Linked DNA regions of Homo sapiens: region 2 is linked to region 1. The links are chromatin loops, found by intact Hi-C in ENCODE. Cell type or tissue: pancreas. All regions are shown on one strand. Each heading gives the region's core, and the rest is flanking DNA. Links, peaks and the distances in the headings are about the cores only. Region 1 overlaps DENND1A (DENN domain containing 1A). Region 2 overlaps CRB2 (crumbs cell polarity complex component 2).

The links. Hi-C counts contacts between places; a loop is a spot of excess contacts. Peaks named below come from ENCODE experiments on the same cell type or tissue, not always from the same donor. Only the 100,000 strongest peaks of a DNase experiment are listed, where the experiment ranks them.
Region 2: it touches region 1 in a loop (5-fold over the local background); 1 of 110 quality-filtered maps calls a loop at or near these places.

What each region holds. Positions count from the first base shown.
Region 1 is chr9:123,421,850-123,427,217 of GRCh38, reverse strand. All of the region lies in intron 19 of DENND1A (DENN domain containing 1A), which reads left to right. Among named protein-coding and RNA genes, the nearest start is that of MIR601, 22 kb to the right of the region's middle. RefSeq lists enhancers at 626-675, 3,497-4,098 and a silencer at 784-996. In pancreas, for the core only: no CTCF peak of the experiment used is centred there; no DNase peak of the experiment used is centred there.
Region 2 is chr9:123,357,792-123,363,159 of GRCh38, reverse strand. CRB2 (crumbs cell polarity complex component 2) reads right to left here. Exons shown (of 13, transcript NM_173689.7): 2 at 1-295. Among named protein-coding and RNA genes, the nearest start is that of CRB2, 4.3 kb to the right of the region's middle. RefSeq lists enhancers at 1-468, 4,615-5,282. In pancreas, for the core only: no CTCF peak of the experiment used is centred there; DNase peaks (open chromatin) are centred at 2,769 and 5,218.

The sequences.
Region 1 (5,368 bases), core at 161-5,160:
GATGGACAGAATCCATCTGGTAGTTTTGAAAGGCCCAGATTTGTGCTTGTGTGATCATGCCATAGGGCATCTCTAAGTGCCCTTTTTGTTTGTTCTAAACCCCAACAAGTTTGGTCCTCAGGGTGGTCTCCCCACCAGCATTCTCATGAGGTGCCCATCAGCTCCTCACGGCCAGCTTGCTAGAGATCACTGTGAAATAGATGGAATGTTTTGTTAACACCCTTGCTTTTTATCTGCTTCAAGGACTAGGCAGAGAGCTTGTCTTTCTAAGATGGGAGTGTGCATCTTCTTCAGGCTGTGTCTGAGATGCATGGGGAGGGTTCCAAACCAGAGAAACTAAACACAGTGGCTGTTCCAGGCTGTTCTGCGATGAGGTGGCAACTGATTTCATGTTAAGTATCTGCCCCTGGTCCAGGCGTCCCCACTTGCTTTCCACAGCCAGTTGCAATGGACATTTCTCACCTTTTAAATAATTTCTTTGGTGCAAGTTATGGTCTCCAGAAAAGCTCAACTAAAATACACAAAGAGGAACAGAAACTAGGCTGGCTGCAGAATGGCTGACTGATTGCCCTGTAGAGTCCAGCCAGAGAGGGAGGTCTGAGCTGGGCTTTGCACCTAGGACCTGTGTTTGGTCCTCCCTTCCCTTAGATGGAGCTCCTCCCTGGCTCCATTCTGCCTCTAACTCTACTCCCTTAGCAGCCACGAGGAGCTCTACCTGTGGTTTCTAGCACCACCTTTGTTCTGGGAGCTCCAGGTTTCTGTTTCTAGCTCATTCCTGTTTCACAAGCTTCAGCTACTAGAATGTCTTAGTCAGACTTCCCAAACCAGCTGTACCCCAGTTCCACCAAGGTGTCAGCCCCTCTGTACCCATACATTCCTCATATCCCTGGGGTCCTGTGTCTCTCTCCTCGACTGGTCTGTGAGGCACAATGGGTATCAGAAAGCATCAGCACACGTTGAGATAGGCAGGGCCTGCAGCCTCCCGAATGTGGCACCTCTCCAGGATTGTCTCCCTGACCACTGGTTTGCCTGCATGGTCAAGAGGACGTACCCAGCCTCCAGGACCCTCCCTGCCAGAAATCACCACCACCCCTACCAAGCCCACCCTGACCACAGCTAGGCCTTCTAGTCTGGAGCTCCCTGCCATCCTCCACTCCTGGCAGTTCCTGCCCACCCTCCAGGACTCTGTGAAGTGCCCCTGCCCTGGGCAGAGTCCCTTCTTCTCTAGTCCCTAGCGCCTCGTATTTATTTGTTCACCAGCTCTTCATGGGCATCTGCACTGGGGGACCCAGGGATGAATCAGCCCCTACCATCTCTGCTGCCAGGAATGATTTTCCTCTTCTGTTCCACCTGAACAGAAAATCCTCCCAACCCTTCAAGGCCCTGCTCAGGCATCGCCTTCCCTTGACAAGCCCCCACCTCCACCGACTTCTCCAAGCCCAGTCATTCCCTTGCTGCTCTGAGCCGGCACTGTCCCTATGCTGGCTTGCTGGGGATGCATTTATACCCTGTCCCACAGAAAAGGACAGAATTGGCCTTCTCTGTATCCTTGGCACCCTCACAGGGCCTGGCACAGACGAGCTGCCCATGAGAGTTTGGGGAATGACCAAGTGGTGAATGAGTGCGGGCAGGAAAGGCAGTGACGTGGGGAAGAGGCGAGGCCAGGTCCACTCACTCCTTGTGCCCTTGAGTAGTCAGTCGGTTCAGCAGAGCAAGAGAAATCCAGCAAAAGGCAGTGACTTGTTCTGCGGCGCCTGCACGCGCTTTAGAATCCCCGCACGCGGCGCCAGGTTGTGAGAGACAGGATCCTGAGTCCCCCAAGGCTCCACCTTCAGCGGTGTGACAGCGGGGCTTCTCTGCCAAAGGACTGGCCAGAGCCTACAAACGGCATTTCTTTAAAGGTCTGTGTCGGAGCTGCTCAGAATCCAGCTCCCTGCCGGGGAGATATTGAGCCCAACAGGACAAGAGCAGGAAATCTGATTCAGCGAGACCAGAGGAGACATTTTCTCAGATTAGAATTCTCTGTGCCAGAGGTGGGGAGTTTATCACAGCAGGGAAGGGGAAATAAAACATAAAATATTGAAAATAAATTATATACCACATGCGAGATCACCTTAGAGAGTCAGCTCTGTATCTGTGGCTGTGCAGGGAGTCCCCGCCCCATGGTCACAGGAGTGCTGTGCCAGAGGCTGCTTGTCGCACATCCACCATCAGTCCCTAGCCCTGGCAGAGCCAGGTAGTGCCTGCGGGCTAAGGAAATTATTAACCTGGCTGTGCCCAGAGGAAGGGATGGCAAGGACTAACCAAGAGATGGAGAGTAAAAAGGGGTTAGGTGGACCTAGGGGTTTTCATTACAATGTAGACCTCCTGTGTCTCAGCCAAGCCCCTTCACAAACTTCGTCTCACTTAATGTTCTCAACAGCCCTCTAAGACTGATGCAGTTATGATGATCCCCAGATAGCTGATGCTCAGAGAGGTTAAGCACCTTGACCAAGGTCACACAGTAAGTGGCAGAGCAAGAATTAAAATCCAGGCCTATCTGATGCTGGAACCTGGGCTCTCCCCACCCCAGGTGGGGGAGCTTGAATTTTATCCCATAGGTGCCTAGGAGCCAACGAGGGTTGTATTCAGAGAAATAGCAGCTGGGAATATGTATGCTGGGCCACTGTGGAAGGGGATGGAAGTAGTTGAGGCAGAGAGACCACTGATGATCCCACGGACATTGCTCAGGCCAGGGCTGGTGGGAGCCTAATCTAGGACACTGCTTCTGGGGGTAAAGATGAGAAAATCATCCTAGAGACATTTAGGAGACCCAAAGGACACAACTTGGCGGGCAGCCGGATGTCCTGCGTGGGAACTGTTGAAGCTGATCATAGAATAGCACAGGGCTGGACACAGGCTGTGTTCCTCTTCATCCAGCCAGCATGCCCCAGTGAGGCTTGAAGTACAGTCCGTGAGGAAGGGATGTCCCTTGGGGTGTGCAGGATTGATGGACACCCTCCCTCAGCAACCCAGACTAGAAGTTTCTGCTCAGGGGCAGAATAGCCTGCTTGGAGGAAAGAGGGTACAGCTCCCCCAACCCTCACTGTCCCTGCATTTTCCCCAGGGCTGTCTACCAACCACCTTCCTTTTTATACTCTCCCAGAGTGCTGTAAGCACCAGGATACCCGTAACTTACTCCACCCCCTCTCCCCAGCCTAGGGTGTGGAATGTTATGGCTCCTTCCCTCCAGGTTGCCAGCTCTTCAGCCCCCAGGCCATTTCCACCAAGGATGATGTACAGTATTATGCTAAACCAACTTTACGGGTAGCCCCTTAAAATGCAGGCCTGTACCTGTGATGGATGGAGAACATCCAGTTGTTTAGCCAACCACTTACAGTTTGTTGCAAACTTGCAAGAACCACACACGGGCCTCTTGTTAGGCCTGTTATGCCAAGGACCCCATAAATAAACAGTAGCGTGTATCTTGGTGCATCAGGGCTGGAGTATGGAAATAGAAGTACTGTATAAATAATGCATATTTACAAAATAAATATATCCCATACATGAGCGTGTGCAGCCATAACCAAAGCACCTAGTTTAACAACCACGGAAAGCTTTGAGGGCCTGCCAAGTGATCAGCTTCCATCCATCAGTGTGCACCAGCATTAGAAATGACCGCCGAAGGGAGGGGGTCCTCCTGCACGCTGACCTTGAGGCCTTTGCATTGAGGCAAGTGGTGAGATTGCAGGTGGGCACCCTGACACACAGCTTCTCTGCCAAGGTGTGAAACCTACCACAGCCATGTGTTCCTGCAGATGTCTTAAGGTCTACCGCCAAGCAGAAGGCTGATGAGCGCCGAGTTGCAGGACGTAATGGGTTGTACCTACAGGAAGAGGGCTGGCTGGGGGAGGGAGAGATTTCCTAATTATGCAGATTCACTTTGGCTTGCAAAAGGGGCCGGTGAGTTGCCTTTCCAGGGGACTCTTACCGGAGCCCTGTAACTTTCAGCCATTCACCCTGAAGGCAGGGCTGAGCTTTCGGGAAGTCAGTGTCCCGTCTCTGCCGCCCCATTTTGAGCTCTGAACCCCACCGGGCATCCGGCTCTAGCATCTGGAGCTTGGAAGAAGCAGCTGACAGAATGGCCGCTGGAGTGGGCGCCCCTCCCCTTGGTTGTAATGGCACAATGCTGGATTTCAGTATTTTAAATGAAAAATATATGCAGTTAGCTGTGCGCTGACAATGTCCTTGAGGATTTGACAGTGAGATTTTCCAGCAGTTGGTCTTCGTTAGGATCCTGGCGGTGTTTAATAAGGCAGTCGAACTGCTGGCACCTTGGGTTCCTGTTTGTTCTCCGAGGGCTCAGGGGCTGCTGCGGTAAGCACATCGACCAGAGCTGATCATTACAAGGGCGTACGCCACCATGAATAAAAATGTCACACGTTTTCCCATCTCACAGCAGTACAAAATGTCAGTCCTGTCAAACACACATTGCAGGGAGCTGTGTGCAGTCCGTACAAATTGGAGAGCCGCATATTCCCCCAGCCTTCTGATATTCTTCATTTGAAGCTGAAGAAAAACAGTTGTTAACCTATTAGCTAGGATTTTAAACTCTGCTGAGGCGGTGGATGGGTAGACTTTGACACAGATAGAAATGTATTCCAAGGTCCAGGAATTTTAAAACCAGGTTCTCCGTCCATTTGTTCTGAGGGAAGGAAAAAAAAAAAAAACCTTCTGTCTGGTGAACCTGACTATCTTTCTTTAACAGACACACTAGGGAAATTTTGGGATATTTCATATCTAAGCTTCCCATTGCTTCCACGTTTGCATTCCACTCAAAAAGTCTATTGCTTTGGGGGATGGCCCTGGGGCTCAACCTGTTAGGCTAGGAAACCTGTAGGTAGAGGGTTTTTCCTGATCAGAAGCATGCCAGGAATGTTGCCAGTCTTGCAGACAAAGTAACTCAAATCATGGGGACAATGACTGGCGGGTCTGGCATTATTCAGATGCTGGGTGATGGCTTCACTGATAATTTGATGCTAGTTCCCCACTCTTGGGCAGCCATTTACTTTAACTTGACCGCGTGCCAGGCCTTGTGCCAGGAGCCAGATGTGAACCCTCAAGGACTCACCTTCTTAGGGGAAGGACAGAGGTAGGAGTGCCCGACTTTTGTGGGCCAGGAATAGAGAGAGAACTTCTGGGGGAAGGGAACAGAGTCGTGAGGGATGCAGGGATCCATCAGGTGGGTGAGTGAGGGAAGGGCTTATAGGACCAGCATGTGTGTTGTGAAGGGCCATGGCCCGTGAGGGGGCTGGCTGGAAAGAAGGGGCTTCTTGTGGTGGGGTTTATCGGGGGCAGGGCCAGGTCTTGAATGGCATGCTGGGGACAG
Region 2 (5,368 bases), core at 263-5,262, 64 kb after region 1:
TAGCGATCGGCCAGGTTGCGGCAGGTGGCCCCATGGTGGCACGGCCGGGATGCACACTCATCGATGTCCAGCTCGCAGCGTGGGCCCTGGAAACCCGGCACGCAGTAGCAGCGGAAGCCGGTGGGATCTGGACCCTGGGGCACACACAGAGCGCCGTGGTGGCATGGCTGGGTGGCACAGCCCCGGGGCTCCATGGGCCCACAGGTATAGCCACCACTCTCGGTAGCCTGGCACTCGGTCCCTGGAGCGCACGGGTCTGAGGCACAGGCACTGGGGGGCTCTGAAGGCACCGTCCCTGTAGAAAGAAGAAACTGGCTGGGCAGGGTGGGCAGAGGTTACAAGGACAATCTCCTCCCCACCCTCTCAGGCCCACCCCAGACCCCAAAAGCAACGTGGGTCTCTGCATGCACAGTATGGACAGAGGGCCAGGGGTCTGCAAGCCAGGTCCCAGTAAGCTGCACACATCTGCACCCAGAACTGGGAACGGTTTTAGGAGAGCCTATATAGCAGAGAAACAGCACCAAGGATGTCTGGCTTCTGGGCAGGATTAGTGAGCAGAGGTTCCCTGAGCCCCGTGAGCTTCCCTCCACTGTCTTGTCCCTGCAGTCCCCCTTTGAGGCAGTATCCGTCATGCCCATTGCACCAGACAGCAAAAGGAGGCCCAGGAAAGAAAGTGAAGGCTTGCTGAGCCTGCCCAGCCCTGTCCACTTCACACAGCAAGTTAGTGTTCGCTGGGACAGGCTTCAAGGTCTATCTGGATTATTTCAGCTCCACCTGGGGAGGGGTCTCCCTCCTGCAGGCCCCATCCATCCAAGGAGGCCCCAGAGGGTGAGGCTCCTCCCACTGCCCCCTCCACCTCTTCTGCCAGGGGTCTGGTAACTCCATCCCTGGGTGAAACTGGAGATGGGCCCGACCTCAACCTCTGGAGGATGGGTGGACAACTTCAAAAGCAGGGATCGTGTGCTCCGCTGGTCTCATTCCTACCCCTTCTCCACATCACTACCCACCCCCTGCCAGCCACTGGCCTAGGAACTTCTAGAGGGTCCCTGGCCCTAATTTCATCCCCCATCAGCAAACACCTGAGTGGCCGGCCTGGCCAAGGTCGCATGGTACAGAGCAGGTATTGAGATGGCTCACGGACACCTGCCCCTGGCCACCATGATGCTTCCAGCACCGGGGCTCTAACAGAGGGTCACCAACCGGCTTGGAAGCCACGCCCAGAGATCCTCATCCCCCTTCCTCTCCTCCTGCCTTCCTGAGAGCCTTGTCACCACAATGCCCAGGTGAGAACTTGAGCTTTGAAGTGAAACAGACCTGGGTTCAATTTCAGCTCAGAAAGTTCCTAGCTATGAGACCCTGGGTAAGTCATTTCTCCTACAGAGCCTCCGTTTCCCAGTCTGAAAATTAGATCATAAAAGAATCCCCTCATCAAATGCTGAACTATTCAGCTCCCCAGCACCGCAGTCAAGGGCTGCTTTTGGTAACAACTCGGTAAGGGATGGGGGAGGAGAGCCTCCAGAAGACACAGCCTCCATTCCTCCCCCCACCCCCATCCGGAGCTCCCAAAGGTGCCCCTCCCCCACCCAGGTTGTCATCTAGACACTCACCAGACCCCAGAACAGCTCAGACCCTGCACCCTTCCCTCCCCCACTCTGGTGAAGCCCCCCAGATAAGGCTGGCAGCCTCTCAGGCGTCATCCGCATTCCAGGCAGGGCTGTCCTGTGGCCTGACCCGCATCCTTCCAGCTCCCCCAGGAAAGGGCACAGGTTTGGGGCATCGGGCAGTCCTGGTTTGTATCTGGGGTGCAAAAAGTGCCCATCTCATGGAGGTGTTGAAAGGATTCACCAAGGTGATGCAGGGCACAGCCCTGGGACTGGGTGTGGCCAGCACTGCTCAGGAGGGTGCAGCACTCATAACCCATGGTAAAGGGCCCCGGCTGCCAGCGCCTGTGCCAACAGGTCCCTCACTTAATTCCCACAGAGCACTGTCCCTCACCTGTGCAGTGCAAGGAACCCCCCCCCCTCCCCGCCCATCCAATCTGAAGCTTTGCCCCCTATCTCAGAGCAGCTGGGACCACGCTGGGGAGGCAGCACCGGGGAAAGGATCCTGGGGGGCGGGGGAGGTGCCTTGTCACAAGGGATCTTCCCAGGACCATGGGAGCAGATGGGCTCTAAATGACAGAGCCCGGGAGACAGAGTCCAACCCCATGGGAGGAAGGAATTTCTCCAGTCAGAGCCAGGCAGGAAGGGAAGGAGCTGCCCGTCCTGGGAGGCATGCAATAGTGCCACAGTCCTGCCTGGGAGGGACAGCCATCTTTCATGTGTCATCTCAGTTGATCTTGGCATTTACCTCCGAGGTGGATAGGATTATGATGCCTGTTTTACAGCTCAGGAAAGGGAGACTCGAAGCAGCCTCACAGTCCACAGCCCAAGGGAGGCTGGAATCCAAACCCAGGGCCTCACTCCAAGCTTCCCGGAATCACGGGCCCACATTAAGAATACAGATTCCTGGAACCCACTCCAGACCCCAAATTTAGAACCACTGGGCCCTGAGCCTGAGAATCTGCATCGCAACCTGCTCCTGGGGGATTCCTTTCACTTTTAGGTGTGGGAACCGCTGACCTCAGGTTGTCTCTGTCTTCCAGGAGTGAGCCTAGGAGGCCACGATAGCCCAGGCCAGACAGGAGAGGCAAGGAGGGGCGGGGTGTGGAGGGCAGCAGGGCGGAGGAGGGGCTGTCCCCCCTTCCCGGGCCAGGCTGGAGGGGCGGGGCCTGTTGCCAGGGCAACGAGGGGCCTGTGCTTATCTTTACAAATCCCTCCTGACCTCAGGCTGCCTGGGCCGACCTGGCAGGGAGGGATTAACCGACGCCCGCCCCTCCCCTTCGACCTGCTGCCCTGTCCTGGGGAGGGGCAGGAGGACCCAGCTGTTTACTGAGTGTGTACTATGTGCTTGGGCCTGTGCATCTATTATTACATTGTTATACTTGATTCAGACCAGAAAAGGTGGGTGCCATTAAGAAAATTTCTGTTTTTGTAACTCAGAGAGGTTGATAATTTTGCCCAGGTTGAGACGAAGAATCAGATCAGCTCCTGATTTCCCAGAGGTCCACATCTCCCAATGCATGTGAAATTTTCACTTTACAAACCCTAAATTGCCACTCACATATTGTTGCTTTAGTACATTACAGCTGCCTCACCCAGGAAAAAAAAAAAATCTCTAAAGGTTTTCACAGGAATACAGCTTCCAATATCAGCCTGGGCAGAGCAGGCAATCTTCCCCGTCTATCCAGAACCCAGCTGTCAGTAATCCCACTGTGTCTCAGGCCTCACTCATTAGTAACTCCTACTTTTCATGCACTTAGAATGGGCCTGTTTATAACAGCCAACAACTGATGAGAAGTGTTTTACTGAAGCCAGGTGCAGTGGCTCACACCTGTAATCCCAGCACTTTGGGAAGCTGAGGTGGGAGGATCACTTCAGGCCAGGAGCTCAAGACCAGCCTGTGCAAACATAGTGAGACGCTGGCTCTATGAAAACAAAACGAAATAAGCCAAGCATGGGGTGGGTCCCTGTAGTCCCAGCTGCTTGGGAGGCTGAGGTGGGAGGATGGCTTGAGCCCAGGGTGTCGAGGCTACAGTGGGCTATGATTTTGCCACTGCACTGCAGCCAGGGCAACAGGGTGAGACCCTTTCTTAAAAAAAAAAAAAAAAAAAAAAAAACAAAACAAAAACGAAAAACCACAAACAAAAAAAGAAGCATTTACTGGGGAAGCTTCCTGTCCCAACAAATCAAGAGACAGAATATTTCTAAGAAGCGACCTAAGATCTCATAAGGTGTGGGAACTTCTAGCATAGGGGAAGAAATTGTTCATCTAATATCCCTGGGCCCCAAGGCTCTACCCTACAAGGGTAGGGCTGAATAACCATGGAGGCTTGCAGACACTCACTCAGTCATCAGGAAAGGGTGAAATTCTCTTTTGGGCAGAATAATTTGGCATACTCTTTTTCAAAAATGTTTACCTTCTGAGGTTAAAAGACATAATTTTGATAACAGTAATTGCAACAATAGCTGTCAGGGACGGAGCACCTACCCTGTGCCTGGCACTGACCAACCCTTGAGAGTTTGGGCTCAGAGCACAGTTCCAGGGAGTTACCTCCTGAAGTGAGGGGGAGACAGAGCAGGTGGGGTTCCCCACCTGCCACCCAAACAGGCCACTTTTAACAATTTTACTATTAACTATTCATGGGCTTCCATCTAAAATTTCCCTTGAAATTGGGGGTTCCATGCCAAAACCTGGGGTGGGGAACCGCTCACTGCATTCTCTTCCAATCCTTATACCAGCGCTCGGAGTAAGCCAGTCTGTCCTCGTTTTGTAGAGACAGAGAAGAGACGTGACTTTGCCTAGGCAAGTAGCACAGTGTACTGTGAAATCCCAGCACTGGCTCTGGGGCTTCCTGGCTCTGGGACTGGCCATCTCTGGGCCTCGTTTACCTCCTCTGTAAACTAGGGGTATCAGAGCTGACTTCATAGGCTGTTGGGAGAATTAAATTAGACCTCGTTAATAATAGCACAGTGCCTGCCATGGAGTGGCTGATCTTACTCATTAACAATTCTTTACTTGAGGCAGACACCCACTGTCCAAAGGATCCTGACATTGGGTTGAATGTGTGTGGCTTTCTGCTCCATCTCTGCTTCTGTCCTGCAGGCCCCCACCCCCTTCTGGCTGGAGGAGGGGCCGGACTTGGGGCCTGGACTCACTGCCCCTTTGTCTGCTGGGCTCCCTGGGTGTTTGGGGAAGGGAGGGTGGATATGAGAGCCCAACGTGCCCCATTGTACTCCAAGATGCTTGGTCCTCTCCATGGCAACCAGCCGGGCCTTTGTGGCAAATTGGGCCCAGGATGGAGAGGCCCAGCTCAGGGCCTGGCAGGGGTGGGGAGAAAAGCCAGGGGCCCATGGCCTCCAGAAGCCCCCATCCCCTCCAGGATGGAAATTGGTTTTCAAGTGACAAAATCCCCAATCCCTCCCCTCCCGGCAGGCAGTCTAGGGTACCAGCATGCAGAAATGGTCATGCCTGCAGTGTACCCCACCAACTTTTAGGGATCCCCAGGGATGGCGCTCCCAGCACAGAAATGGCAGAGGAAAGGCTGCCCCTGGGCAACCCAGCAGGCCTGATGGGTTGAGTGTACACACCAGTGTCCAGACCCCCCACAGCCTCCATCCACTCTGTGCCTCCAGGTCCCCTGTGAGTGCACACTGAGTGTGAATGCACACATGTCCACATGTGCGTGTTGGGGTGTGCACATTGGTGTGCAGGCACATGCCATGTGTGTAGGTAGGTGCATGTGCTGGTAGATCCACATGTGTCTGTA